Regions from separate parts of the Mus musculus genome. Here region 2 is linked to region 1. A link is a loop called in an ENCODE intact Hi-C map of the cell type or tissue named here. Cell type or tissue: gastrocnemius. All regions are shown on one strand. Each heading gives the region's core, and the rest is flanking DNA. Links, peaks and the distances in the headings are about the cores only.

Region 1 (15,079 bases), core at 2,580-10,579:
GCTAGGTAGTGCAAGGAAATGGAGGACACGTGACAAAAGTGCCCCTTTGAGACCAGACCACTCATCTGGGCATGACGGGATTGAAACACATTGAATCAGGATAAATGGAAGGAAGAAAAAGATCCTGACGTTGGCAATATAATTAATAGGCTCCTCTTGATAGGTTAATCTAGATCCATTCTCATGTAAAGACAAAATGTGATTGCACAAATGCATTTCCAACAGAGTTGAGGGAAATCTAGAGTCCAGGCACACCAACCTTTCCACATAAGCTGGGTTTGGCAGCCCAGGAGCAGGGGGCCAGCCAGTGCTTTCAGGTTAAGCACCTGAAGTGTCTCCTGGCAGAGTGCAGAAACACCCAGCTAGTTGTCACAGGACCAAGTCCTTCCTCTCCTACCCAGGTAGCTGGATGCTCCCCACTTCTCCCTACAGCCAGGGGAGAGGATAGTATAGTAGTATAGTAGATTCTTTGAACAATGCATAGGAGGGAGCAAGCCAATCTGCAAACCTGCTGCCCTGGGTTCCATGAGGGACTTGAATGGAGCTGCAGCAGAGAGGCGTTGGTCCATCCCCATTCAAGTCCTGTTCAATGTACTCTGTCCGTTTCCTGCTCAGATTTGAGGATTTTCGGGCCTTGAGGGAAAGTCCCTAGGGGCCAGCATTAGACCGAGAACAATCACACGAGATTGACAAGAGTGGCGAGCACAGAAGGAAAGGCAGTGTCTTGTCCAGAGCTCGAGAAGGGCGGGGGAGGGCGGTGGAGCCCGGGTTACTTTGAGGAGGCTGCACAGCCACAGAGCGACGGGGAAGAGAGCTAGCGGGGACGACCAGGCGGCCCGCTTGGGGGAAGGGAGTCGGCGGCTCAGTGGGCCTCTGGGGTGTAGTATGTGTCAGTGCCTGTGAGTGTGTTTGTGTGTGTGTATGTCTGTGTGTGTCTGGCGGAGAGCCAGGGTGATTTCCCATAAACCACATGCCCCGCCAGCCCGCCCGCTTAAAAGGCTGTGCCGAGGGCTGGCCAGCGAAGCTCGGCCAGGGGAAAGTGAAAGTTTGCCTCGGTGCTCTCGGTGTCGCTGCGGCTCTCTGCATCCCAGGACAGCGGCGTGGCCCTCGACCGGGGCGCGGGCTCTTCAGCCACTAGCGAGCAAGGGAGCGAGCGAACCAGGGCGGCCAACACGCCGTGCCGGGACCCAGCTGCCCGTATGACCGCGCGGGGCGCCGCGGGGCGCTGCCCTTCTTCGGTAAGCTGCAACCGTGGCGCGCGGGGCCCGGGCCGGGCTGGGGCAGGAGCTCTGCAGCAAGCAGCAGGCGGCTCTGCGGGGCCACTTGGAGCGGACAGCCCCTTCTCGCCAGCTGCCCAGGCTTCTCGGCCCTGGGTTCTGGCTTCCTTACTGCTTCTAAGCTACGGCTGAGGCCCGCGGTATTTCAATAGCTGCTCCTGGGGCTGCAGCGCTTTGCGAGGTAAAGAGAAGGCTGCTCATCCCATTGCACGGAGGAGAACACTGAGCTACCCACAGGCTGGAGAGAGAGATGGGGGTCTGGGGGGGGGGGGTATCGCAGGGATTGGCACAGGCCCAATGTCTGCCAGAATGGTCAACCAGGTCTCCAGGTTCCGAGTGACACAAGATCCGAGTGTGGCATCATCCCCAGTAGATATCTTTCTTTGGTTGTTGCACATGTTTTAGGCCCCAGTTGGGAGTGGGCCTTCAGGGTAGGGAAAATTCAGGCTCACTCAGCTTTACACCAGGACCTGTGCTGAGCAACCTGTTGGCAGAGAGAGAGAGAGAGAGAGAGAGAGAGAGAGAGAGATGGGCATGCTGCTACTTGTTCAATGGATGTGTAGGAACTATTAGGGACTTGGGTGGCTCTTTGAGGGGAGCTGGACCCGAATCTTTTCTTGAAGAAAATGAGATGGGGCTATTCTAGACTCTGCGGCTGACTGAGGAAAGAAAGTGCAAGGAGAGTTCAGAGCTGCAGCTGATAATGGGCTGCTCAGAAGCTGTCTCCAGTAATGGCAGCAGATGATAGCATGGCTCTTACAGAGTGAAGGATGGTACTTTCAATCCACAGCAAGTGGGTTTGCTTCAGAAGAGAATGAGAGGGAAAACCTGGAGGGTAGGAACCGAACTTGTGATGGGCAGCGCGTTGCAGGTGTCTGGGAGGAGAGAAAAGTAGAACAGCAGAGAGAGGGGCTCAGTGAGAGGCAGAAGGTGGGGTTAGGAGGAGGGGAAGGGAGGAAGTTATCCCACATGCAACAAGCATAAAGAGAGAAGAGGGAAGAAAAGAAAGACTACAAGGAGACATAAGAGGAAAGAGAGGAGGCCGAGGTTCAGCCAGGCAGTCAGGCCGGGTCTCTGTCTGCAGACTGTACTGATTGGAAAATGGAACATGATGTCTTGAAGTGCTCAGAGACTGCCGCAGTTTCCAGGCTGCTCTCATAGTCAGAGGCTGAGGCAGTGGGTGGGAGGAAGAAGCAAGCCAGGAAGAGCCTGTCCAGCCAGATGCAGGCTAGAGTATTAACCCTTGGGTGTCCATCTGTATCCCTGTCTATGGCAGCATTGGGGTTACAGAGCCAGATCCAGGAGTGGCTGGTCATCTTTGAAGCCAGCAGCTGTGCATTATTTCTGTGCATGCTTGAAATGCCACCAAAAGCCAGGTAGCCCTGAAGTAATGTCTTTATCTTGCTATCTCCAAACATCAATGGCTTGAAATTCCTGGGTTGAGATATTTCTGAACATCTCCATTCCCGGGTCCTTTCCTTCATACCATACACACATGGACTGACAGGCTGAGTGATACCAGCCTGGGCCAGAGTCATCTTCTGCAGTCATTTCCTTTAACAGGTTCTGAGACTGGGGTTCAGGAGACCCGGGCTGCCACTCCCACTCAGGACTAACTTTCCAATTGCCCAACCATGCCCAATGCAGTTTATCAACCCATAGCTGGCTGCACCCTCTCCCCCACCTCTTTCTCCCTGTCTCTCTGTGTCTGTCACTCTGTGTCTCTGACTGTCTGTCTCTGACTGTCTGTCTCTGACTCTCTGTCTCTCTCTCTCTCTAAGGTCAGGCAAGGAACCTAACAGGTCCTGTGCGTAATGGCATTAGGCAACCCTGTGCCTTAACACCCATCAGCATCTTCCACCCTTTAAGGCCTCACTCTTCCCTCCGCATGGCCCAGCCAAAGCTGCCTTTCCTCCCTGGTACTCACTGGCAAGGCTTTGGGCTTTTAGATGTAACCCAGTGTTGTTATGGACTGTTTCATAGCCTCCCTGTGTTTTTCCAATGCGCTCCTATTTGCAACATTTGTCTCATCATCTGGACTATTGGGGCAGAGCCAGATCCAAGAAGGTGCCAGTCATCACTCCACCCTGCCAGCATTTCCCTGAATTGGGGGATATCAGCAGCCAGAATGCTCAGAATGGCAGCATCAGGCCAGGGAAAGAAAGCCCAAGAGTCCCTCTGCCCCAGGCTGGCATCTCCCGGGATACCCTATTGGAGCCCGAAGGGATGGAAGGATTTTAGAGTAGAGGAGGAGGAAGGAAGAAAGGAGAAAGGAAGGACCCAGTCAGGTGTCAGGAGCCAGACCTAGGACTCTAGGGATGAGCAGCTGCAGGGCCAGGTGGGTGCTGACGGAAAGGAGAGAACTTTCTTGCTGTGGCAAGAGTTTGCTGACTAGATGAAGGGCCTGATGGGTCTCAGATAAACAGATGCCAGCAGGGAAACACAGCATTGTCCTTGATTAGTCAGCTGGACTCCTCTTGAAATGCAAGTCCAAGGCTCTAGGAGGTCTCCCACTGGAGCTGAGTTCCCAGTGTTGCATCCTGGTATTTTCCCCTGTAGAACCAGACCTGTGTAACCAGGTGGGAAGGAAGGAATGAAGGAAGGAAGGAAGGTGCCAGGGGTAATGAGTGTTTCTGGCTTGCAATCTGAAAGCTAGTGACTGACCACAAGTTTGAAGGCAGCTTACAAGGTATCTATTTGTCTCAGTGTTAAAAGTTAAAAGGATAGAAAATCTTACCCTTGAGTCTCTCAGTCACTAAAACTTATACTGGTTGGCACACCACCAGTATTATCATTAGACATTCTCTGTAAGATGGAAAGGTGGCTCATCATTTAAAAACACTTGTTGCTCTTGCAGTGGATCCAGGTTCAAATCCCAGAATCTAGATGATGGTTCACAACCATTCATACCTCCAGGTCCAGGAGATTCCAAGAAGGAAGCACATAGAGTGTGTGCATGCAAGCAGGCAAAATATTCATAAACACAAAACAAAAACAGTAAGCCTTTTAAAATTGTCTTTTAAAGTACTCTGTATTGTTGAGCTGCTCTGGGTTAACCTCAGAAGAGTTCTTGGAGAAGATGGCATTTGGGCTATTACCAAGGGAAGAGTGAGGTGGTGCCCTGGCTGATAAGAATCTAATGGTGCTGCAGCATGGGAATGGGGCGTTGTTTCTTTGCCCTTAGTGGGACATGGGGGTAGCTAGGGAGAGGAAGTGCTGGAAAGACATGACTCCCTTCTGTTATAGACATGGCTGGGCTCCCGGCTGCTGCTGGTCTGTCTCCTCATGAGCAGGAGTATTGCCAAGGAGGTGTCAGAACACTGTAGCCACATGATTGGGAATGGACACCTGAAGGTCCTGCAGCAGTTGGTGAGTATGAGACCATGCCTTCTCCTCACTGAGGAAACTGAGGTAGCAAGCCAGAAGGCAGAGTCAAAGAGAGGCTTCCAGAAAACAGTCAAGTGGATAATGGCTCTCCTGGTACTTCTCTCATTGATCTTTTTAGGTCCTCCCAACCCCTTAGTCTGGGTCACCTGTAGTGACTAGGGTGGGCTTCTAACTGCTGCCTGGGTTAATGGTTGTCCAGGAATGTCCACTATGGATTCTAAACTGCTCCTTGACCCTGCTCTGACTCAGACAATGCCTCCTTTGGGAAGTCAGCCCAGTCTGCCTGCTGGGTCCAGATGGTTCATCCTGCTCCTGGATAGCCAGATCCCTGAGCGCCTGGCACCAGGGCCCCACCCAAATTTAGATGGGAGGCTCTAGCCTAACTCTGCGCCTTCTGCCTTCATTCCCCTGATCCTTGCCCCTGAGGTTGGAATGCCCTGCTCATCTGGGCCAGGAAGGAACCCAGGTCCCATTCTAATAGGCTTAATGCAATCTTCAACAATTCTAAATGTCATCTAGCCAGGCAGGATCCAGTTGTTGTCATGGTTCCTGCTCCTCTCACTAAAGAATTTATTCCACAAGCCCGGCAGGGTGGGGCACCAGTGGGTAAGGCCATGTGCAGAGCCTGAACTTGGGCCCCCGAGCTGACCTTCCCAATCTCCCTTCTTAACAGCACCCTATGCATGCAGCTTCCATGGCAGGCCCAAGGCCATGAGTGCTGTCGTGGTCTCTGCTCCAGGGAGAGGCAAGGGCTAGAGACCCAGACTCCCCAGAGCTCAGCCAGCCTCTCCCTGAGGCTTTTCATGATAGAGTGCTTACCACCTTCCAGAAAAGATTACATCCTATATTTTCCTAGAGATAATTCTTCCATATACAGACTAGATTGTGCAATTTCATAGGTCAAAGTAGAAGTGTCTGTTGTTGGCTTTTAAGTACTCTGGGTATTTGGAAGATACAGCTTTTCCCCAGCTGTGGCTCTGTCATTTTGGCATTGTTTTAGGGAGGTAAAATTAAAACATCATTCACCCCAAAACCTGGGTTCCCCATCCTGAAGCTGAGTGGACCTGTAGGTACTATGTAACCACTGGCCTGTTCTATCTCACAGATCGACAGTCAAATGGAGACTTCATGCCAGATTGCCTTTGAATTTGTAGACCAGGAACAGCTGGTGAGTAGCAAGTGTCTGTAAGGTGCTTAAGTGAATATTCACGGCCCGCTCTGTGTTGGCATGGAACAGTATGAAGGCAGCAGAAAACCTAGAGCAGACAGGATGAGGGTCCCTGGGTGCTCAAGTGTCAAGTTCCAGCTTGCAGGGCTGGGTAGGGTCCAGAGCTTAAGTCCTTCTGTTTCCTTACTTTGACCTGGTATAAATCAGGTACTTGCTAAATGCTAGGCACATTCCCCAATTAATCCTAACAATACAATTCTGAGGTCCACAAATATTGCTTGTTACCCATGCAGAGATTAAGGAGCATGCTTAGCCAAGTGATAGAGGCCTAATTTGAGCCCAGGAATGTTATACCTTGTAAAGTAAAAAATGTGCTTTATTTTTTAGATCACATCTTCTCCAATCCACTGGCCAGAGACAGGAAGGCAGTCTAGCCTGGCTTTCTACCCCACACCTAACTGACCAGCCACCCAATGCAGCCAATACTGCCTCTCTGCACCTTAGGGTGCTGTCCCTCTCTCCTCCCCAGTCCCTTGGAAATTTTCAGGGGCTTCTTGACTTCCCTGATTCTAGGGCACTCTCCATCTTACCACTAGGGGGAGCCCTCTGAAACCCCAAAGCCTTCACTTATTTCGCCTTACTTGTCAGGAGCCCCATGGCTCCAGGAGAAAGCACAGTCTAGTTCCAAGTCTGCAGTACCTACCACACCCTACGTTCATTTCCCTCCTCTGCTTCATTCTGCTCCCCAGCTTTTGCATCAGCTCTTTGTGATGTCTTTCCATCCTTTCCATGTGCCCCGCTGATCCCTGTGCTACACACCTCCCTATCTTCAAGCCTCAAGAGAACAGTCAGGCTACCCAGAATTCCTTCTATCTCTGAGCTCTCATGCACTAGACCCATGCATCTCTGTGAACATGCCATGGCCTGCATAGTCTCAGGGTTTCTTCCATCCATTCTATTGCTCCTTCACTTGCACCATGGCACCTATTTATTGGATCAGGCACTAGAGATACAGAGATAAAAGTAGTTTCTGTCTTTGAACCAACTACTGTATCCTTGGAGACAAAACCCAAGGCTACACTTTTGACAATGAGGTAGTCCTCCCTCAGTATTTTTATATTTTGGAGGTTTTGAGGGGGCCATATGGCAAAAAAAAAAAAGTGGAAGTAAGCTGAAAGGAGAGAGGAGAGAGAGAGAGAGAGAGAAAATGCTAAGGGGCAGCAAGGCTGAAACCCACCCTCCCCTGTGTCTCCTGAATAAAGCTGCATTGCAGAAAAGCTCTCTCCAACCAGAATCCACCTTTCCTTCACGCCAGCCCAACTCTCCATCATGGTTGATTTAAAGAAAGAAAACAAAACACAGGCCAAGGGTATCACCATCCTCATCACCAGGGTGGTGTGTCCCTTCCTCAGATTACAGGGTGACAGGCTACAGCCCTCTGTCTGCCTAGGGTGTGATCGTCTCATATAAAGCCTGGGTTTCCAGGCCACCATGGCCAGGTGCTAACCTCCTGGTTCCTGTATTCCAGGATGATCCTGTTTGCTACCTAAAGAAGGCCTTTTTTCTGGTACAAGACATAATAGATGAGACCATGCGCTTTAAAGACAACACCCCCAATGCTAACGCCACCGAGAGGCTCCAGGAACTCTCCAATAACCTGAACAGCTGCTTCACCAAGGACTATGAGGAGCAGAACAAGGTAGGGTGGATTCTGGGGCTGGAGCACCAGAGAAGGGCAGAGGGAGGCTACAGAGGTCCCACCCTGCCTCATATGCTCACCGAGCCTGAACCTTACTAACTTACTCCCTTGCCCATTCATTTCTTATGCCATCCGCCTTTATCAAGCATTCATTAGACAGAAGGCACAGTGCTGGACCCTGAGGATATCCTTGGAACAAGAAATTCCCCTTCCCACCCTTACAGGGCTTATAGCCAAGTGAGGTAGACAGCTGTTAAATGATGACACCTATAAATATGATCAGAAGGGCTCTTCATTCATTCAGTAAAACCTTACTGAGTGACCATCAAGGGATGTTCTGAACACCAGAAATGAGCTGTGATTTTAAAAAGGGGGGGGGCAAAAATCCCCACAATCATGACGAGAGGAGGGGTGCTGAGGCAGCTAAAATGAGCAAGTATGTGAATGGACAATGATGCTAACAGCATTGGAGAAGTGTAGAGCAGCAGGTGAGGGGCGCCCTGGGTGACAGTGAGAGGAACAGGAACCCGAGACTCTGAGTGTGCGGTGAGGAGCTAATGTAATGAGGATGCAGAGGGGAAGAGGCAAAGGCAGCTTCTAAGCAAGAAAACTTTAGCCGGCGCTCCAGCGTGAGGAAGAGCAGTAAGAGCCACAGACAGAGAAACAGAGTGGGGAGTGCTATGCTCAAGCCCTAGGGTAACCAGAAAGGTTTGCATTCAGAAATCCAAAGCGGCTCACCATGGCCCAGGCATGGGGTGTGGACAGGAGGAAGCAAAGTCAGGAAGCACTGCATTCATGCATGGTGTCAAAGAGGTGGGCTTTTTGTCTAAATTTGAAAGAAGCCACCATAAGCTAGTGAATGACACGATGTCATATATGATGGAAGACCATCTGGTGGTGAGGACGCTGTGGAGAGCAGGAATGAAGGGCAGGAGGCCAGCAGGAGGTTCAGCCAAGCTGGGCATGGTGGTGAGTTGAATCCGAGGGGAGCAGGGGAAATGGAGGTGAGTGGGTGTGATCCCTCCAGACAGACAGGACTCCATGCTTCCTGGCAGAAGGGGAAGGGTGAGTGAGGATGCTCTCATTTTGAGTCCCTGGAGTTCTCACTGATGTCAAAATAAGGATGACCTCAGGCAGAGTAGGTTTGAGAGAAGAGCTCATTTTGGTGTGAGGCACATCTGACAGCTGCAGGCGCGGCTCATGACTGTGAATGCTGGACATACAGATGCTGTTTGCAGAGCCACAGAACTGCACAGCCCTGCCCATCCTTCTCACCCTGGTGAGAAGAGAAGGGGATCCAGGATCCTGAATCCTGAATGCAATGCAGCCTGAGGTAGGAGGAAAACCTAGAGAGGGCAGGGCTTCCAAATGGAAGGAGCCAGAAGCTTTATCAAAGGAGGCTGAGAAGTCAATTAAGGTAGTGTCCATTGGTCTGTCTCACTTGGCAGCATGGAGATTGCTGTTGGAGGCAGGTGGGGAGAAAAGAAAGAGAGGAAACAGAGACCACAAAGTAGAGGAGCTTCGCTCCAAAGGGGACAGAGAAGCAGATGTTCTGGGGTGGCTTTCTGGTGGAGGAAAGGCTGGTTCTTTACCATGCAGAGATTCACCCGGAGAGCTTATTTAAAATGCAGAGTCCCAGCATCACTGCTACGGACTCTACTTTCCTGAGCTCATAGGTGAGCCTGGGAATCTGCATTTTGCGAAGCTGCCCCATCAGTGGTTGAGATAGAAGCCCCTCAGTCTTTCCTGGGCCGGTGACCATTCACTCAGTGCATGCTGTGGGGTGGCTCAGGGGAAAGACAGTGTAAGCCCAAGGAGCCAAGTCTAGTCACATGGCTCAGAAAAGGAGTATGAGCTCCGGAACCAGCAGGCTCCACACTGAGAAAGCTTGGGTGTCAGGTTCTAGGGGAGGATGCCTGGTTTCTTCTACAGCATATAAGGCAGGTTTGAGGGAAACAGCTTTATAAAGACACATGCAGGACAGAGCCAGCTGGCCTGACTTAACAGCTCCTGGGAAAGGCTGGCTGCTGTTGCTCTAACATCACAAACAAGGAGATGAATCCACAGAAAGCCGGTCTATTCTCACCTAGCTGCTGAGTGATGAATCCAAGCCCAGGTCATTTCATTCATTATTTGCCTAGTAAGTGTTTATGAGCCTGCTATGGGCGGGCCAGAGAGATGCAGTGATGTAATCAAGGGAGCTATAGTAGCCGTAGAAAACCTATTGTTCTTCCCAGAACAGCTCAACTTCAAGGGGGAAAGTTGGCATTCTGGAAATAAGCCGTAACACATATAGCTTGCTGTGAAAGGTGAGGTGGACCTAGGGCAGAACCCTGCAGCACTGCAGTATTTAGAAGGAACTCTCTGGCACAGAGCCTGAAGGAGCAGCTGGTGAGGAAGGAAGAACTCTGGAGAGCCTGGCTTCTCCGAGCTGCATGGGGTGTGAGTGTGAGCACCTGGGCCCAAGGCAGAGGAGAAAAACCACTCAACAGGCAGGCCAGGGAGTCCTCAGCTCTTCCTCCAAAATGTGGCACCAGCCAAAGACCTCATCTCCTCTGATCTCCCCAGGTCTGCTCTCTACACCGTACCAAGATGATTTTCCTAAAATACAGGTTTTATACCATGGTTTTAAACCTCCCCAGCAGGTTTTCAGTTTCCGGTTGGCTCTGTGAATTACAAGTTCCTGGCAGAGTCAACAAGTCCTTGGCCTTGGCAAAGCCCTTTCAGCTGCCACTTTCTTCCCACGTGGCAAAGCTGCACCCGCTCCAGCCTTCTTTCACTCTTTTGCTGACTCATGCTTTCCTGCCCCAGGGCCCTTGCATCCTCTATCATCTCTGGCCCCACTTCCTTCTCTTCCCTCGCTCATCTTTTAGCTGTTCCTTTGGAGATCTTCTCCCTGGGCCCTCATCTATCGCCCATTTGTTACACACCTTCTGATGGTTCAGGACACTCTCTTGAGAGTCACTGTGACTTGTAACAATGTGTCTGCTGGACTCAGTGCCCAGCTTGGCCAGGAACCACTTCTCTTTTGTTCATTGCATGATGCCCAGGTAAGTTACCATATATCTGGCACTTAAACGTGTGTTAGATGGATCTCTGACTAAATGACGCATCTCTCAACCTCAAGACTGATGCTGCTGCAAAGCAGAGAAGGAAGGAAACAAAAGGGGGAAAGGAAATGCCTGTGAGAAACCCCAAGAGAGTTTGACAAAAATACCAGTGAGAGGTAGCCCAATGTTCATGCTTACCAAAGGGGGCTCCACTCTCCTCCAGGCCTGTGTCCGAACTTTCCATGAGACTCCTCTCCAGCTGCTGGAGAAGATCAAGAACTTCTTTAATGAAACAAAGAATCTCCTTGAAAAGGACTGGAACATTTTTACCAAGAACTGCAACAACAGCTTTGCTAAGTGCTCTAGCCGAGGTAAGCACAGAAGGGGTCAGCTACAGGGAGGGTGTGTGCAAGGTGAGACGGGGCTAGGGGAATCCCAGAGGCAGCCTGGGTGCTAAGTGTGTTTCTGTGTTTTGTGTACTCGTGTGGCTTCATGTACCTTAAGGTCCTGGGCACATGTCTCTGCTGACATGTGTGTGCATGTACACTGACTTATGCCTGCATGTACTGTCTCACTGCCAAACTTCATGTGGCAGCATCAAGAAGGCCCCTGCTGGTAACTGTGATGGAAGTGAATGGGTAAGGGGACCTTTCTTAGAAAGCCATATAGGCATGGTGGCGTCCCCCGGGCTCTGCAGGCTGGCTGAATAAATGGGGGTTCCGGAAAGAGCAGGTGCTCCACCTGGCAATCAGGGTCCTTGCTCCAGGAGCTCTGCTGCAAAACACCAGGATAACCTGGCTCCAGAAGTCCCCAGGATGCCTTGGATGTTCCCTCAAGGGATAAGGCTGGATTTGAAGTCTGAACATCATTCAAACTCTCTCTACCTGTGCACTCTGAGTGTACTCGTCTCTGCATCCTGTGCCACGTGTGTCCTGCGTTCAGCCTCGCTCCCCAAGGCAGGGGCTGAGGTCCTGCAACCAGACAATAGCCACATCCAGCCTTAGTGCTTCAATTCCAAAACCCTGAACTTTGGCTGCTTTCCAGCCCTGCCTTGCCCTGCCTGTGGCAGTGGCTGAGGTGGTTCCACTCCTGGCTGTGCATGAAACCAGTGTCTTGGAGGCTTCTGAGTGTCTTGTGTTAATCCAGGAGCTATTGCTCAGCCCTGTGGCCTGGGTGCTGCTAACCCCTGGCTTGGCTTCTGGCCAGCTAGAGCCCCAGTACACTGTCCTGTGGTCTTCCTCACCTCAGTCCTTCTCTGTCTGTCTGTACCTTGCTTTTGGTTCCTAGTCCATATCCCCTGCGTATTGATCCCTCCTGCCTGAGTTCTGTGTCATGATCGTTTATTACTGTCCTGCCCTCTCCACCGCCCCAGGGCTGTGTTAGAAGAGGGACCCCCTTCCCATGCCCCAGGGCCATATGCCCCTCTTAGCCCCTCTGGGGGAGCTGTGCTGGAGGCTGGTGACTCTATCTCCTCCCCATCTTTCTCTCTCCCCCTCTCTGTGGTTCTTTCAGATGTGGTGACCAAGCCTGATTGCAACTGCCTGTACCCTAAAGCCACCCCTAGCAGTGACCCGGCCTCTGCCTCCCCTCACCAGCCCCCCGCCCCCTCCATGGCCCCTCTGGCTGGCTTGGCTTGGGATGATTCTCAGAGGACAGAGGGCAGCTCCCTCTTGCCCAGTGAGCTTCCCCTTCGCATAGAGGACCCAGGCAGTGCCAAGCAGCGACCACCCAGGAGTACCTGCCAGACCCTCGAGTCAACAGAGCAACCAAACCATGGGGACAGACTCACTGAGGACTCACAACCTCATCCTTCTGCGGGGGGGCCCGTCCCTGGGGTGGAAGACATTCTTGAATCTTCACTGGGCACTAACTGGGTCCTAGAAGAAGCTTCTGGAGAGGCTAGTGAGGGATTTTTGACCCAGGAAGCAAAGTTTTCCCCCTCCACGCCTGTAGGGGGCAGCATCCAGGCAGAGACTGACAGACCCAGGGCCCTCTCAGCATCTCCATTCCCTAAATCAACAGAGGACCAAAAGCCAGTGGATATAACAGACAGGCCGTTGACAGAGGTGAACCCTATGAGACCCATTGGCCAGACACAGAATAATACTCCTGAGAAGACTGATGGTACATCCACGCTGCGTGAAGACCACCAGGAGCCAGGCTCTCCCCATATTGCGACACCGAATCCCCAACGAGTCAGCAACTCAGCCACCCCCGTTGCTCAGTTACTGCTTCCCAAAAGCCACTCTTGGGGCATTGTGCTGCCCCTTGGGGAGCTTGAGGGCAAGAGAAGTACCAGGGATCGAAGGAGCCCCGCAGAGCTGGAAGGAGGATCAGCAAGTGAGGGGGCAGCCAGGCCTGTGGCCCGTTTTAATTCCATTCCTTTGACTGACACAGGCCATGTGGAGCAGCATGAGGGATCCTCTGACCCCCAGATCCCTGAGTCTGTCTTCCACCTGCTGGTGCCGGGCATCATCCTAGTCTTGCTGACTGTTGGGGGCCTCCTGTTCTACAAGTGGAAGTGGAGGGTAAGGAGGACCCCAAGAGAGGAAGACATCCTATGGGGCAGAACAAAGGCTGGGTAGGGTACAGGCTGGAGGCTAACCAGGTTCCAATACGTTATGCAGTTGCTGGAAGGTGGGGATGACAGCCCGAACGGTAGACGGTAGTGATGGAGTGTGGCTTCACACAGGAGCTGCCAGGTTTGGTGGTGTGCATTTAACCCTAGCAATCCAGAGGTACAGGCAGGCCTCTGATCTACTGGTCAACAAAGCAAGTTCTAGGCTAGCCGAAGCTACATAGATCCTGTCTGAGAAAGTAATTAATCAATTAATTAATGAGGTCTCCAGCCTCAAGATCATTAAGAAAGGATGAGTTCTAGGCTAGTCAGAGCTTCATAGAGAGATTCTGTCAAATAAATAAATATATAAATAAATAAATTTAAGAAGTTTCCAGACTCCTTGAGATTATTGAGAAAGGATGAGAACAGAATCCTGTAGAAAGGAGAATTCTTGGCTGGGAACTCAGGAGGCAGAGAGGCAGAGAGAGAGGCAGAGAGAGAGGCAGAGAGGCAGAGAGGCAGAGAGGCAGAGAAGCAGAAAGGCAGAGAGGCAGAGGCAGGTGGATCTCTGTGAGTTTGAGGTCAGCATGATCTACAGAGTACCAGGGCAGCCAGGGTTGTTATGCAAAGAAACCCTGTCTTGAAAAAAATGAGAGAGAGGGAGAGGGAGAAGGGATGGGAGAGGGAGAGGGAGAGAGGGAGAGAGAGGGGGGATATTCTTAAACAACCAAGTGGGAGAGGGAAGGAAAGGGGAAGAGCTTGAGGGAGCTCTGGGAGCTTGAGGGCCTATAGGTGGTATTCTACATGGGAGGGGACAGGAGAAGGCGCACCCATCCTCAGAGGCCCAGGAATCTCCCCCAGCTGTGCATGCTTTGGGGTAGTGGGAGGAATTCTAGCAAGTCTCTCAGTGATGCTCAGGGGCATGCCAGCGCCTCAGTGAGATAAATCTTTCTTGTTCTCAGAGCCATCGAGACCCTCAGACATTGGATTCTTCTGTGGGGCGACCAGAGGACAGGTGAGCAGTTGGAGTGGGGCTATAGGAATCACTGGATGTCTGTCTTGGGACCTGCTTCCCCTCAAGACTGAAAGAGAGGCTTCTCCCCCCTTGCCCTAAGGAGATAAAGCTGCAGAGCAGGGTGGGTACCAAGAAAGAAGGGCCCCTCTTCTTCCCATGACAGTGGAGCTTTCTCCTGATTTCTTCCTGGAGTTGGGCAGTTCTGGGTCTTCTAAATCTCACATAGATGGAATCCACGTGCAGGGTTGGGGGTAAGCTAGGAGGTCCCCTCAGTCCCATGCTCCTGCTGAAGTCTTATGTCAGCCCTGTGTTCTGCCTGCAGCTCCCTGACCCAGGATGAGGACAGACAGGTGGAACTGCCAGTATAGAAAGGATTCTATGGTAAGGTTCTGATTTTGATATCTCTCTATCCCTTAAAAAGAACTATCTCCAGGTACCCAGTCCTGTTGTAGAAACCACCTGATGCCCAAGAGGCCCACACATTTCAACTTCCTCTCCCCGTCCCACTCCCAAGCCCATACATTCATCATCACGTCTAGCTAGGCTCCTCTCTTCCAGGCCTCAGGTCTCCTCTTGCTCCTGAATCCCTGCCCTGGACCAGTTACTGCAACCTCTGCATTATGTTTCTATTCTTGCTGTTGCTACATCTGATCCCAAAGCAACCACATTCTTCCTCCTCTAATGAGGCTTTTTACAAGGTCTTTACCACCCTGGAGAATTTTCATTAGCCTTTGCATGGCCGCCAGCCCCCTTCAAATACGTGCATTTCCAGCTTGGTGCTGAGCCCTGACCTCCTCAGCATCCTCTTCTTGCCAAATTGTGCCTTATCTGGTCCTACTCCCAAGCCAAGGTTATTGCTGCCTCCCTGATTTAGGATCATTGTGCCATAGAAATTTAGTCTTAGGAGAGCTGTCGAGAGGTCA
Region 2 (15,079 bases), core at 4,829-12,828, 130 kb after region 1:
GTTTGGAAGATCCCCTAAGGCAGAAGAGTTCAGCCAGTTCACAGTCTATCCTCCATGATGGCTTGTCTTCCCATCCTCGAGGCGCTTTCAAAATTCTTTCTGTGACCTGAGAGATTGCTCAGTTAACAGAGACGCGCGTGCGAGCACACACACACACACACACACACACACGTACACACACGTACACACACACACACCCCCCTAGCCTCACATTTCATATGAAGAATTCCAACAAATACTTAAAGTGAGCCCATGGACAGGCAACCACTCTTGCTACACTTCTGTAAACAGTCAGGCCACATTTAGTCTTACCTGATTATCTTTAGAAATGGGGTGGGGTGGGGGGGCGCGGAGGGTGTGAGCGTGACCTGGGAGTGGTAGCACATGCCTTTAATCCCAGCACTCGGGAGGCAGAGGCAGGCAGATTTCTGAGTTCGAGGCCAGCCTGGTCTACAGAGTGAGTTCCAGGACAGCCACGGCTACAGTGAAACCCTGTCTCTCTCACACACAGAAAGAAAGAAAGAAAGAAAGAAAGAAAGAAAGAAAGAAAGAAAGAAAGAAAGAAAGAAGAAAGGAAGAAAGAGAGAAAAGGGGGGAGGGGGGAGACTGGTGTATAAGGCCCAGGGTTTAATTTCAATTCCAGTAACATACACAAAGTTATTCCATCAAACTACACCCCTGTATCTGTAACCCATGTGTTTAGGGCCAAAATGTTGGCTTTTGCATCTCCACTAATTCAGGCTTCATCACTAGTCTTCAATATACCCAACAAAGACACAAATGAAGAAGGAGATAGAGGTGGGGGGAGGAGGAGGAGAAGAAAGAAGGAGGAGGAGGAAGAAGGAAGAAGGGGAGGAAAAGGAGAACAACAACACACAAAGATTTCATCGATGTGAACATTGTAAAGAGAAACACATAAGGTGTTTACTGATCCCAAATCTGTCTTTGGGGAAACTTACTTTAGATTTAAATAGAATTAGAATTGAGATTGAGGGCGGGAGATAGGAAAATTCCAGCAGACCTGGGCAAGTGTGGTCTGGTTATCATCCTCTCAGTGTTGGTTCTATGAGATGGTAGAAGTCCTTTTTACTTAAGGGACAAGCTGGTTCTCAGGAGTTGATTCTTTCTCCTCCAGGGTGCACAGGCCATGATAGAAAGAGCTGTTCGTCATCCGGGGATGCTGTGTTCTGTGAGGCTTTGCCACTCCTGATGTCTAGAGGGTTGAGGCCAGTGACCAAGAGTCTTGTACCTGCTTCTTGGGGAGGGAGGTTTCTGGAGGAGGACACTGTAAAAAGTAACATTAAAACCATCTTGGTTACTCCTATGTGTTTGGCACTCAGACGTGACGGAGAATGAGGTGAGAGGCCACCATTTTTGGATGATTGCTCTTTGAGTCAATACAGATGTGAGCAGGTAATTCAGAGTAAACGAGACAGCTACAAAATGAAGGCAGAAAAGCAAGAGCCACTTCTAAGGGATTATTAAACACACCCTCATTTCCCCATGATTTCTCTGTTATATTTTCAATTTCAGTTTTATTTATTCATTTGTTTATCTCCCCCATGTGAATGTAAACTCCACGAAGACTAGAATCCTATTTTTGTTCATTATTATATCCTTAAAAGTATTTGTCAGTGGCTTGAGGACAGATACAACTTCATACTGTTATCCTTAGCCCCCAAGAGTCTCTCTCTCTCTCTCTCTCTCTCTCTCTCTCTCTCTCTCTCTCTCTCTCTCTCTCTCTTTCTCTGTCTCTCTCTCTCTCTGTCTCTCTTCACTTCAAGTTCAAGACAGGGTTTCTCTGTATAGTCCTGGCTGTCCCGGAACTCACTTTGTAAACCAGGCTGGCCTCGAACTCAGAAATCTGCCTGCCTCTGACTCCCAAGTGCTGGGATTAAAGGCGTGCGCCACCAACGCCCGGCTTTTTCCCCTGTTTTGATAAGTGAGATTATTAACGTGGCTCCAGAGGTGTCTTGGATGGAGTTATAATCTGATAAGTAAAACCAGGAGTCCCCAGGGTTGCACAAGGTGTTTCTTACAGAGTCCTACTGACTTGGAGGTTTTTCAGCTGGAAGGTTAGAGAAAAGCCACAACCAGTTGTTAATTGTACAGAAATTCTTTGCTAGGAAAACGTGTCAACTAGACCCATGAGTCAGGAATTGCTTTCTTTAATGATGTCTCCCTAATTTCCCCTTTCATCCTGCCTCACCTTGAACAGGGAGGGCTCTAAAGACAGGCAAAGCGATGATAGACAACGAATTAAAGTGTTAAGTCTCATGGATAAAAAAGACATCTAAAGGGATTCCTGCGAGCCCAGCCGCACGTCTCCGGCTTAGTTCCACGGGAAGGAGGGAGGGGAAACTAAATGACAAAGCCAGGAAAGACCTTGGGAGGTGATTGGCAGTTGCGGCTTTCGACACACGCAGCCACACTGAATATGGCGATTGGGGAAATTTCCTGGAGGAAATCACGCGAGAGTTGCCTGACGGGAGGCCGTCCGCGAATTGAGCCGGGGGTGTGGAGCAGCCAAGATGGAGCCGGCAGCCGCCGGTCCCGGCCCTCTGATTGTGAACAACAAGCAGCCGCAGCCGCCACCTCCTCCGCCGCCTGCCACCGCGCAGCCTCCTCCTGGGGCGCCGAGGGCCGCCGGAGGCCTCCTGCCGGGGGGCAAAGCCCGCGAGTTCAACCGCAACCAGCGCAAAGACTCGGAGGTCAGAGCTGCAGGGGGGCGAGGCTGGCACCGGGCGGGTGACAGAGGGGGTCCCGGGAGACCGGGGCGGCATCCGGGCCCAGCCGGGCTTCCCGACGGCTTGACAGGGACCCTGGGAGCTGTCACTTTACCGGGAACCGTGCAGTTAGCTAGGCTGGCAGCCGCCACAGCCCCGGGGAGGAAAGCCCGGAGCCCTGTCACCAACTCTGCTGCGGCCGGGGGAAGAAGGTCCCCGAGCCGGGGATGGCCGGTCGCCCCCGGGGGCGTGGCCTGAGGCACAGCCCTCCTGGGGTGCAAAATCGGTGGTCTGCTGGCTGGTTAGCCCCTCATCCTTTCCGGCCTCTGATCTTAGCAGGGTGGTGGGCCACGCCAGTTGGCAGCGAAGGGACCCAGGAGAGTTTAGCGGGCGCTTAGAACAGGGCTTCTCTCTCTAGTGCTGCTTGGCCGGCCCCAGGTTGTGTGAGTAGCAGAGAGAGCACATTGTGGCTTCCCTCCGAATTTTAGTCAGCGCTGGATCAAACCGCGGCCAGACATTGCCAAGTATTTTTGCATGCCCAGTGAGCCCAGTTGCTGAGCTGTGAAGGGATCAGAAGTACACAAAGGGCGCCGGATTCTCCTCCTTGCTAGTGAGCTGCGATTCCCTTTGCCCGCGCTGTCTGGAGCTATTCACCTCGCCCCAAGTTAAAATTCCTCCCACTGCTTCCGTTTGCAGAATTCATGAATGAACACACACCCGTCTCGTCGCAGCATTTCAGGGCTTCCTCATCAGCACATTCATTCCCAGAGCGCTTACTACGCAATCTCCTCCACCTGAGACAACTTCCAGTGTGATGAACAGCCAGGCACTTACCGAGAGGGAATTCCTCAAATTCAAATTTGATGCTTCAGCTAGTACCAGATACTAAAGATAGTGTCTTTAAGCCTAAGAAATCAGTTCCCTCCAAACATTTTGTTGTTGTCGCAGGCTCAAATTCTGATAACTTATGTCACAAAGGAACAAGCCCAGAGTTGAGAGGATGAGTTTAGAGTGGCTTTTTTGAAAAAGATGGACCTTTTAGGAGCCTTTTGTTGTGGAATGATGGGTGATCAGTGGCTACTTCTCAGTGATCTCTTAAGTACGAAGGAGTATGGAAGTTAAGTTTGTAAGACCTTTAATGACCAGACTTGTCCAGGTTTTCTGAAGAGAACCCTGAGAATTGAACTACACCTTCAAATTTCTCTTTTTAAATGTTTGAGTGGACTGGAGAGATGGTTCAGTGGTTAAGAGAACTTGCTGTTCTCTCAGAGGATCCCAGCACCCAAGTTGGGCCGCTCACAACTGCCTATTAGCACACTAGCTCCTAGGGATCCAGTACTGTCCTTTTGTCCTCCATGGGCACATGTATACACACACAGATAAACACATAATACATTTAAAATAAGTGCTTTAGGGATGGCGGGATAGCTCAGCAGGTAAAGTAGTTTTAAATTTTCCTGAAAAGCCACAAAATAGTCAGATAAATACCCTTTTGTGCATTTTATTTTATTTGTTGTTTGTTTGCTTCTTTGTTTTTTGTTTTGTTTTTGTTTTTGAGACAGGGTTTCTCTGTGTAGCTTTAGCTGTCCTAGAACTCTGCTCTGCAGATGGGGCTGGCCTCAAACTCAACAGAGATTCATCTGCCTCTTGAGTGCTAGGATTAAAGGTGTGCACCACCCCTTATTCGTGTTATTATGTGGTGCTGAGAATCAGATTCAGGGCCTTGTGCAAGGTAGGCAAACACTATACTGCTGAGGTATGTCCTCAGCCTCTATTACATGTTTTTATTTCTCTTCCTACCTTTAATTTCACTGGATTCAACATCTGGAAGGCCCATCACATCGATCTGTGTCCTTGTGTTGGAGGTGCTGATGCTGCACACCCTTCTGGTGACAGCTGAAGTCAGTAGTTTGGGGATCTGATCAGTGCCTAGAGCACAAGGAGGCTCAGTATGTGCCAGGTAAACTTTATTAGTCCTCAAAACTAGCCAAGGCAGTCGAGCATGCTTCCAGTCACAACACTCCGGAAGCTGAGCAAGGAGAATCAGAGTTCAAGGCCAGCCTGGGCTGCATAGTAAAACCTTGTCTCTATAAAAATACACTGGGGGGGGGGGGCTAAGAAATGGTAATGGATTTGGGGGTGAATAAGACCACAATATATTATATAATGGGAATGAAACTGTCAAAAAAAAAAAAAAGGTCTTAAGCTAAGTTTGAAGCAGAGTTTTGTCATTCCCATTGGGTAAATGAAACTCAACCTCAGTAATGTATACAAATGTTGATTTTAGTTGTGTTTTAATGGGACTGGGACTTGAACCCAGGACTCTACACATGGTAGGTAATCATTTTACCACTAAACTCTGTCTCTAGCCTAGAAGCTCAGTAGTGTATGGAAGTGTCCATTAGTGCCCATTAATAAGGAATAGAGTTATGGCTTGTGGGCATATTATGTCATGTCAGGGGTCATTATCAGTTAGAAGGTTTTCCCTGACCCCACTCTCCATCTCACTCACCCACCCAGCTGCATGCTGAGAATTAAGCCCAGGATCTAGCACCTACTAGGAAGGTGCTCTGTGCTGAACTGTACCCTCTGGTCTTGCAAGTACATTAGTCAGGGCTGGGCTTAGCCTTTTGATCTTGATGCTTCTCTCTTCCCAGTACAAGGCTTCCAAGATGGCGTGTTCTCAGGAATCACCTATCCCTAACAGATTCTCATTGCACTCTCTCCTGTGTGTGGGAGGCAGGCCAATCTGTTCCATTTCTGCTTTCTCTCTCAGTTCTCACTGAAAATTGAGATGGGGCAGGGTGGCTGAGGGTTTCAGTGCTCATTTTATCCTTAGCTGTATATAGTCCACAGCTCAGAAAGAAGTGAGACTCCCAGATATTCAGTACTATATGGAGTGGTCAGTTACTGCACAACGTAGATAGAAGTTTTGTGTTTATTATTGAACAGGTATGTCACGGAGAGCAATGGTCAGTAAAACAGAGTTTCTGTTTTGAGGAACTTGCTGTCTTACGGAGAGGAAGATGAAAAAAGAAAAATTCAGTGAATAATTGTAGTACAGAGTGGGTGCTTTGAAGGTGAAATACAGGGTGCTGGACAGGGCGTAAAGGGGACTTCCATTAGTTCAGGAGACAAAATATTGTGATAAAACATCAAGAAAAAGTAGAGGCATTGACGTCACGCAGTGCAGTCTCTGAGACGTGTTTACCCGTAAAGTCTCAGGAGGATCTTTATGTGACGATCTTTTCATTCACCAGGGCTATTCCGAATCTCCAGACCTGGAGTTTGAGTATGCCGACACAGACAAGTGGGCTGCAGAGCTTGCAGGTAAAGAACAGGCCTTTGTGTTCTTTGATGGGAGTTTTAACTGGGTTCCTAAGAAGATTAAGACTGGCTGTTTTCCTACTTATTCCTATTAATGATATTTGAAACATAAATTAGCTGTTTAAGTTGGACCACGTATGTGGACATTTGGGATTGCCTTTTATTTCCACGAAGACTCAGGTTTGAAGTCAACTGAATTGGTTAGCGCCCAGTCCCATGTAATGTCAATGGTGGTACTCATTGACATACCAAATGAACAGTGATCTCTCACACATGAGTGAGTCACGGGAATGCTAGCCACTGTGCTTGCATCTTGGCACATCTGTTGCTGCTACTGCTGTTGATGGGGAGTGTGAGGTCAGCAGGAGCTGCTTCTCCTCCAGTCTTCACAAGCATTCCTCGGGACGTGACACTAAAGGCATAGATTCAGGGTGATGGCCACCTCTGATACAGCGCAGTTTGATGCACATCTTACTAGAAATGCCTGGATCTATGATCCACTGACAGTGCAGTGGCCCCTGTGATCTCTTCGAGCACATCAGAACACTGAGGCCTTCCTCACTCAGTGATTAGAGAGAGTAGTCAGAGTCACTGTGAATCAGACAGGAATGGAGTTGGGGCTGGGAAGGAAAGCCTGAATTTCTCTGCTGCATGGGAGATCTGATGTGGATAGGAGACAACTTTGCTCTTTGACAGAGCTTTACAGCTACACAGAAGGACCAGAATTCCTGATGAATCGAAAATGCTTTGAGGAGGACTTCCGGATCCATGGTAAGACCATTTCCCTCACTTCTCGGTTCCCTATCCCATCAGGACAGCACAGGACTTCTCTTCATTGTCTAATTGATGTAGGCCATGCAGGAGTATGAACAGTTGTTGTGCTGCTTGTTTAAGGCCAGACTTGACATGGAGAGTGGGCCTTCTGGGCACTCTGATGGCAACAGTAGTGTGACCTTATCCCTATGAAAGAGTAACTTGTCCTTCTGGTCCTGTGACTGTCCTGATTTGAAAGGTTAACACAGTCCATTCCATTGTGAGGAATGGTGTGGGCTCAATTATAAGTGTCTCTTGCCCTGCAGTGTCAGACAAGAAGTGGACTGAGCTGGATACCAACCAGCACCGGACCCACGCCATGAGGCTTCTGGATGGCTTGGAGGTCACTGCCCGAGAGAAGAGACTCAAGGTGGCCCGAGCCATTCTCTATGTTGCCCAAGGTACTGTGAGTATGACCCGGCACCTCTGCCAGTGATAGTGCCTGGTTATGTATGGAGGGGCTCGGCAAGCTCTGCCCTGTGTTTACAGGTACCTTTGGAGAGTGCAGCTCAGAGGCAGAAGTGCAGTTCTGGATGCGCTACAACATATTTCTGCTCCTGGAGGTGGGCACGTTCAATGCCTTGGTGGAGCTTCTGAACATGGAAATAGAGTGAGCACTTCTACTGAGGGGCTTCCATAGGGAAGGGAGCAGTGGGAAGTGAGCCCGAGCTTCTAGAACTAGCATTTGAGACAGGTAAATAGGCCATTTAAGGTGAAGGAGCTGTTCCAGGCTGTTGGGAATATACAGGGTTGAACAGTGGAGAACCTACTTAATGATTTCTTGGAAAATAATATAATAAAGACAAAGATGAGAAAATAAAGTTGTAGAGAAGGGTGTGAGGTTCCCATGCTGCTAGGATGTAATGAGGGGTTCTTGTGCTGGCTCCACACACTCTGTAATGCTGGACCGTTGGTACCTGAGCAGATCCTGTTCTGCCCAAAACACACCCAAAAGAAACTTCTCATCTTGAACTCTTTGATATTCCCTTCAGCATGACACCAAACCCAAATGTGACATGTAGGTACAACAAAGCTTGCCGCCTCTGGTCCTTTGTCCTATGGGCAGGTCAGCTACTGCTCGTTTAAGGATAACAGCCATCATAAATAAGGAAGATGGCTACAAGTCAGAGGCCAGCCTGATTTACATAGTGAGTTTCAGGGTAGCCAGAGCTACTTAGTGAGACCATATCCAAAAGCAAACAACAAAATTAAAACAAAATAAATTCAGTAGAAGGTGAAAACACTCACTGAGTACTGCGTCTTCAGGCAGTGTTCAGTAATGTTCTTGGGTCATTACGTATCATGATTCACGTTGGTGGCGCAAGTGCTGTTATCACCCTGATTTTGTAGATGAGGCAGCTAGACAGAGGGAAGTTGGCTTTACTTTGCCCACATAACTTGTAAATGTTAGAGCCAGAACTCACACTGTGAGACTTGATAGTCTGGTTCAGGGCTTGAGTTCTTAACCACAGTGGTGTCCTAAGGTCTCGTGTAGAGCCCAGATGCACACAGCACCGTGTTGCCTGATGGGTAGTACTGCCCAGGGCATCGCTGGCCTCCCTCGCCCTGTCAAGCTGATTCAGATCTCTCCTGCAGTAACAGTGCCGCATGCAGCAGTGCAGTGAGGAAGCCTGCCATCTCCCTGGCTGACAGCACCGACCTGAGGTGAGATGAGCTGCAAGCCAGAGAGTGAGCTCAGGGTCAGGCTGAGCATTTCTTAGCTGTGTGTGCATTGCTTTTGCACTCATTAGTCGGCTCAAGTGATAGGCTCGCTGGGAGTCATTAGTAGGCCTTGATGAGATCTTAGGGGACGGGGGCAGCCTGGAAAATCCAAATGAAATCTGGGATCGAGCCTCTTAATAGATCTGCTAAGAAGCTGGCTGTAGAGTACCTTATTTGTGGAGAAAGCCCAGGGGCTTGCTCTTGGGCTCCCACCATCCACTGGGCACAGTGTGATCCCCACCTACATTGGTTATCCTGACAGTGCTTCATGGCTGCACAGGGACAGCAGCTGCTAAACCACAGGGCCATCTTTCCGTGTCTTAGGGTTAAAATCAGGTTTTGGCATTGGAACTGTGGTTCTCCTCCCTGTAGTCAGGGTCTCTGCATTTCACCTCCTGTTTTCCACTCCACCGGGTCGGCTCTGCCCTCCTTCCTGTAATCCTGCCAGGCCTGCTTTGACCTCAGTAGCTTACTCTGAGTAGTGTTGTTTTCCTTTCCAGGGGGCTTAGGGCAGTGGAATCTTTAGGCCATTCTGGTTCATATTTGTCAGGTTTGAGTAAACTCTGGGGATACAGAATGAGTTATAGTCTGGGAAGACAGATTCAGACACCCCTCTGCTCTCCAGGGTCTCAGGGGCCATTTCTCCTATTACAGCCATCCCCTACCACATGCATGGATGTTTACATCTTAGCCAGGAAGGGAGAAAGTCCAAGGGCTCCTCCCTCACATTTTTGTTGGTTTGAGATTTAGGCTAGCCTAGAGCTTACTGAATCTTGAGACCCTCCTGCCTCAGCTTTCTAAGGACTGGTATTACAAGTATGCACTGCCACTCGTGGCGGAGCGCGCCCCGGCCCCCTGTCTTACTCTCTTATGAGCTGGTTCTTGTGCTCAGGGTCCTGCTCAACATCATGTACCTGATTGTGGAGACTGTTCACCAGGATTGTGATGGGGACAAGGCCGAGTGGAGAACCATGCGACAGACCTTCAGAGCTGAGCTAGGTAGGACCCTGGCCATCCTCTCTTAAGGCCTTGCTTGGGAACTGAAACTAGAGGGCTTTGGGTGGGTTCTGTTGCTGCCTGGGGTCCTGATATCTTTGAGTCACTTCCAGGTTCCCCTCTGTACAACAACGAGCCATTTGCCATCATGCTATTTGGGATGGTGACCAAATTTTGCAGTGGCCATGCCCCCCACTTCCCCATGAAGAAAGTTCTCTTGCTGCTCTGGAAGACTGTATTGGTGAGCACCTTCTTGGGGGCACTCGTATGCTAGGACACTGGGCAGGAAGGAGACATCTTTGTACAGTTGGCCTCTATATGCATCCAAATTCAGGTCATAGAATGAAGTTTGCATCTGTATTGACTGTACGGACCTTGTTGTTATTCTCTAACCAGTGTACCAATAATTTATGTACCATTAGGTATTAGAAATAGTCTAGGGATGATCTCATGCTTGCAGAAGGTTGTGCATAGGTAACCACAAGTTCCATTCCATCCACTGAGGGATGTGATAGCTACCTGTGGGAGGGGGTGAGGGGAAATTCCCAGAGCCAGTCTCCAGTGGATAATGACGAGTATCTATATTTCTATTTGAATACTGAATTATGTGACTATGTAGCTACTTGGGTTTAAAAGTATTTGTTTAGTGGTATTACAGACTGAACCTAGGACCTTGTCGTGCATGCTAGGCAAACAGATTTCACTGAGCTACGGTGCTGGAGTGCTTCTTCTTCTTCTTTTTTTAAATTTATTTATTTTAATTTTATGTGCACTGGTGTTTTCTGTGTGAAGATGCCAGATCCCCTGGAACTGGAGTTACAGACGGTTGTGAGCTGCTGTTGCTGGGAATTGAACCCAGGTCCTCTGGAAGAGCAGCCAATGTTCTTAACCACTGAGCCATCTCTCCAGCTCACCCACTGGCGCTCTTTTTACATTTTATTTATTTGCATATTTCCTGTGCATGTGGGTATGTATTTGGTACACGTGTAGTCTGTGCCTACACTTGTGTAGCTGTACACACTTCAGAGGAGACACGAGAGCCCTGCTCTGTCATTCTTGGTTGTATTCCATTACCACAGGGTCTCTATTGGAACCTGATCCTAGGCTGGCATCCGGCAAGCACTCCTAGAAGTCTCACTGTTTCTACCCAGCTCTGTTGGGGTTACAATCTTACATGCGGCTTATCTGGCTTTTTGCATGAACACTGGGAATTCAAACGCATACCCTCATCTTTTCGAAACAAGTGCTCTTACCCATTGAGCCATTGTCTCAGTCATTTACCTTTTTTTTTGACAGAAGGTCTGACCTTAAACTTGAGGTATTCCTGCCTCAGCCTTGTCAGTATCTGCTACTAAGCTCAGTGAGTCTGAGGCCAGCAAAGGCTACATGGCAATAAGACCTTGTCTCAAAAAAGGCTGGGGGTTGGAGGCGGGCCTTCAAGATACTAGATTGGCTCCCTGGCTTTTGTTAAAGCTGTTTTCTCAATCGTGCAACAGCTTCACCCTCAGATAAGATGCCTCTTTGGAGACCACTCCTAAACTTGTATTTGTATAGTGGTTTGGGGCAACAAAACTCCACTAGGCAGATGACTTTTGCTACTTGAGTTGTGATCCTAGCCTTGAACATTGGAGCTCTTTCTCCAACCCTAAGAAGATGACTTTTAAAGGAAGCAAGAGTGAGCCTAGGTGGTCTGTTTCCTGAGGATGTGTTGTGAAATGGACTCTGTTTCTGCCTGGGGAGAGAATGGTTGCTGGGTGTCTGGCCATCATACTTAGGATGGGGACATTGTCAGAAACCAGGCCCCGGGCAAGCCTGGAGCCCTGTCTCCAGGAGGAGCGCTGTGCTCAGCACCCAGTTAGAGCCTCATAGGGTGTGCAGGCTTTATCTTGACCAGACCTACTGGTTCCTCAGGAAGCCTCACTCCGGCAGAGAGGACAGCCGAGTTACTCGAGTGGAGGCACTGAGTGGCCAAGGACTCCAGCCTAGGGCCTGGGCTCCTAGTGAGGACGTTAGACCGCTTTCTATTTTACTTTGCTATATTATTTCATTTGAGCTACACACAGTAAGTTTTAGTCTTATTGGAAGATTGACGTGTAGTTTTGAGGCACTAGTCTGCTGACGTTTGAAAGAACTGGCTCTACTTTGTTTGTTTGTTTGTTTGGTTGGTTGGTGGTTGGTTTAAAACATGGTCTCTCTATAGCCTTGGCTTGCCTAGAACTTGCTATATATGCTAGGCCGGACTTAAAATTATGGTGATCCTCCTGCTGGGATTACCAGTCTGTGCCACCACCCCATGCTTAACTTGCTTCTTTTTAAAATTAGAGACTATGTCACATCCAGAGCTGTGTATCATGCGCCAGCTCCCATCAGCCAGTATTTCATTCTTTCCTTCATCCTTTTGCTCTTGTCCCTTATAGAGAACTCGGGACTCTCCTTAAAGACTTTAGTTTTTATCCAAGTGGCTGTATGGGTCTCTATAAAGGCTTGGGTTCTCGTGATGTCATGCATGCTTTTTAGAATAATGATACCAAAAAGGACATGGCGACCTAAGTTCTGCACCCCATTTTACGCAGTGCACGCTGGGCGGCTTTGAGGAGCTGCAGAGCATGAAGGCTGAGAAGCGCACTCTCCTGGGCCTTCCCCCTCTGCCTGAGGACAGCATCAAGGTCATCCGGAACATGAGGGCTGCCTCCCCACCAGCCTCTGCCTCAGACCTGATTGAGCAGCAGCAGAAGCGGGGCCGACGGGAGCACAAGGTGAGGCATCTCAGAGTACACACTCAGGGAGTGGGGTCGGGGCACATGATTCCTGGGCCAGCAGGTTATGAGAAGCCAGCTCCGATCAAGCTGATCAGGAGGCGTGCCTCCACAGCAGGGACACTGTCCCCAGCCTCAGCCCCAGTGTATAGCGGATACTTAACATCAGGGCAGCTTCTGAGGTTCTCTTCATTCTAGTCCTAAATCCTCCGTATTCCCTGCTGTTGTCAGGTCCCCATCTGAGATGGGTCTGTTCCATTTGAACTCTGTTCCTCGTCACCATCTCATTGGTTGGCTGCTTTTCTCAGCTCTTCTCTGTGCTTTCAGGCTCTGATAAAGCAGGACAATCTAGATGCCTTCAACGAGCGGGATCCCTATAAGGCTGACGACTCTCGGGAGGAGGAAGAGGAGAATGATGACGACAGCAGCCTGGAGGGGGAGGCTTTTCCCCTGGAGCGAGACGAGGTGATGCCTCCCCCACTACAGCACCCTCAGACTGACAGACTCACCTGCCCAAAAGGGCTCCCTTGGGCTCCCAAAGTTAGGTGAGTCTCAGTTCTAGAATATTCTTGAAGTGAGAGCCTTCATATCCTAGGTCAGTGTTGGCCTGGAGTCCTCTGCAAGGCTAAGATGACCTTAAGTTACCATGTGCTGTCCTGGGCACATCTGTGAGGACGGCCTTGCTGATGTCACACAGGATAGATAACCCTTGTGTGGTTCCTGTGTCAGTAATTTGAACTGGTCCAACTTGATAGTGAACAAAGGCAAGGAGAAAAAAATGAGTATTTAGGCAAACCTATCCCCATTCATCTTGGAGCTGTATGTGGCCTTTTATTTAAAAATGATAGATGGAGAATTTTTTAAAAACCCAATGTATTAAACAGTATGCTTGGGGGAGTTAATAGATGGGAAGGTAGCAGGAACTGTTAAAATGGTATATTGTAGCTGGGCATAGTGGCACACGCCTTTAATCCTAGCACTAGAGAGGCAGAGGCAGAGGCAGGTGGATGATGTCTGTGAGTTCCAGGCCAGTTGGTCTACAAAGCAAGTCCAGGACAACCAGGGCTACACAGAGAAACCTTGTTTTGAAAATAAAACCATCAAAAAAGAAGTATATTTGGTAGGCAGCAACTTAATAAAGAGATGTGTATATGAACTGATATAAAAGAGGGTATGTCCTGAGCTTTCTATGTTGTGTGAGAAGAATGTTTCTGTTGAGACAAGAAAATGACCTGTTTAAAGTTAGTAGCTTATGTCTCTTACACTTCATGGTGTTTAAATACTACTATTGTTTAAATAAGTGTTAAATACTACTATTGTTTAAATAAGTTGTGCTTTAAGTTTTATATATGTCCCTAATTTTGAGTCAACTGGCCATATGTATTATAGAAATATAAACATACTTTAATTGTATGAACCTAACAAAATTATGTAAAAAAACAAAGTAGTCAAAATTCAGGTTTTCCCACTTACTGTAAGAGACCTTTTCCTGTCTTGTAAACACCTGGAGATGCTTTGTCTGTTTGAACACAGGCCTGTGACTGGCACACCTTGAAGCAGTACTTGATAAAATCTGCCCCTCTTTCTTGCTTGGTAGAGAGAAAGACATTGAGATGTTCCTTGAATCCAGCCGCAGCAAGTTCATAGGCTACACTCTAGGAAGGTGAGTGTGACCTGAGGCCTCTTTGAAGTGCCCTTGCCTGGCCTTGGGGCAGCGGACCGGTGAGTGGCTCTCTGGGCTCAGCATAAGGCCTTCTTTATTCTCCAGTGACACCAACACAGTGGTGGGGCTGCCAAGGCCAATCCACGAAAGCATCAAGACATTGAAACAAGTAAGTGGCACTAAGGGAACGTTTGGCTTTGTTTGGTCCCAGGAGAATAAAGTGAGCCTGGGCCAAGGGAGAAGCCTTTCAGGGCTATTGTCTGCCAGCAAGAGCCTGGGAAGCATCTCTTCCTACGTCTGACTTCGGTTACAGATATGTGTGTCCCAGGCTTTAGAGTTCAGGGAGCCCACGAGGTATAAGGCAATTGAGAGGCACTGGCGGATGGATATGGTGCTGTCAGCTTTGCTGGTTATAGCATGGCTGGAGAGCAAGGCTTAAGAGCACCATAGTGGGTGTGCTCTAGCATACTCTATAAACCAAGCAAGCTCAGTTTCCCAGGCCCAGAGAGCTGGAGTGGAGGGCAGACAGGACCCAGGCTCTCAGCAGGCAGGCAGGTGGAGTCCCAGACCATCCTGTTTTCCTCTTGTGCTCACTGCTGAGAGGGAGCTGAGGGAGCTGTGGGTGTGAGGATTAGCGGAGAGACGACCCCAGGGGTCAGGAGGCTTTCCAGTGTGTCTAAACTGTAACATTTTAAAGTCCAGTTTTGAAATTGGTAGTACCAGGTGGTCTCTGCACTAGGCTTTTAAGAATACAGTTAGTTTTGCCTCTGATATCTTTCTCCTGTCATTTTTTAAAAAAGATTTTATTTATTATTATATGTAAGTATACTGTAGCTGTCTTTAGACACACCAGAGGAGAGCATCAGATCTTATTATGGATGGTTGTGAGCCACCATGTGGTTGCTGGGATTTGAACTCAGGACCTCTGGAAGAGCAGTCAGTGCTCTTAACCACTGAGCCATCTCTCCAGGCCCCCTCCTGTCGTTTTTGCTTCTGAAAGCCCTTTCCACTTTATTTTGCTTTTTTGCTAACCTCTATGGGCGCTTTTCACACAGGCTTTTTTGTCAGAAGTAGAT

The links. Hi-C counts contacts between places; a loop is a spot of excess contacts. Peaks named below come from ENCODE experiments on the same cell type or tissue, not always from the same donor. Only the 100,000 strongest peaks of a DNase experiment are listed, where the experiment ranks them.
Region 2: a loop joins it to region 1, with 2.1 times the contacts of the local background. A loop is called at or near these places in 3 of 42 quality-filtered maps.

The regions. Positions count from the first base shown.
Region 1 is chr3:107,746,184-107,761,262 of GRCm38, reverse strand. Csf1 (colony stimulating factor 1 (macrophage)) reads left to right here and starts at 794. Exons shown (of 9, transcript NM_007778.4): 1 at 794-1,238; 2 at 4,524-4,646; 3 at 5,770-5,832; 4 at 7,361-7,531; 5 at 10,805-10,952; 6 at 12,094-13,109; 7 at 14,104-14,156; 8 at 14,479-14,537. The coding sequence starts at 1,200. The coding sequence ends at 14,524. All of the region lies in intron 1 of Gm40121 (a long non-coding RNA gene), which reads right to left. In gastrocnemius, for the core only: a CTCF peak has its summit at 6,422 (motif pointing right); DNase peaks (open chromatin) are centred at 4,560, 4,974, 6,429, 9,927 and 1 more place; H3K4me3 peaks cover 4,183 bases; H3K27ac peaks cover 5,837 bases.
Region 2 is chr3:107,619,133-107,634,211 of GRCm38, reverse strand. It overlaps Strip1 (striatin interacting protein 1), which reads left to right and starts at 2,502. Exons shown (of 21, transcript NM_153563.2): 1 at 2,502-2,711; 2 at 5,987-6,056; 3 at 6,750-6,824; 4 at 7,133-7,267; 5 at 7,356-7,476; 6 at 8,463-8,531; 7 at 9,481-9,587; 8 at 9,698-9,825; 9 at 12,158-12,340; 10 at 12,668-12,885; 11 at 13,938-14,003; 12 at 14,109-14,172. The coding sequence starts at 2,532. It overlaps Gm10961 (a long non-coding RNA gene), which reads right to left and starts at 2,611. Exons shown (of 3, transcript XR_375960.3): 1 at 2,210-2,611; 2 at 1,022-1,285; 3 at 1-106. In gastrocnemius, for the core only: no CTCF peak of the experiment used is centred there; no DNase peak of the experiment used is centred there.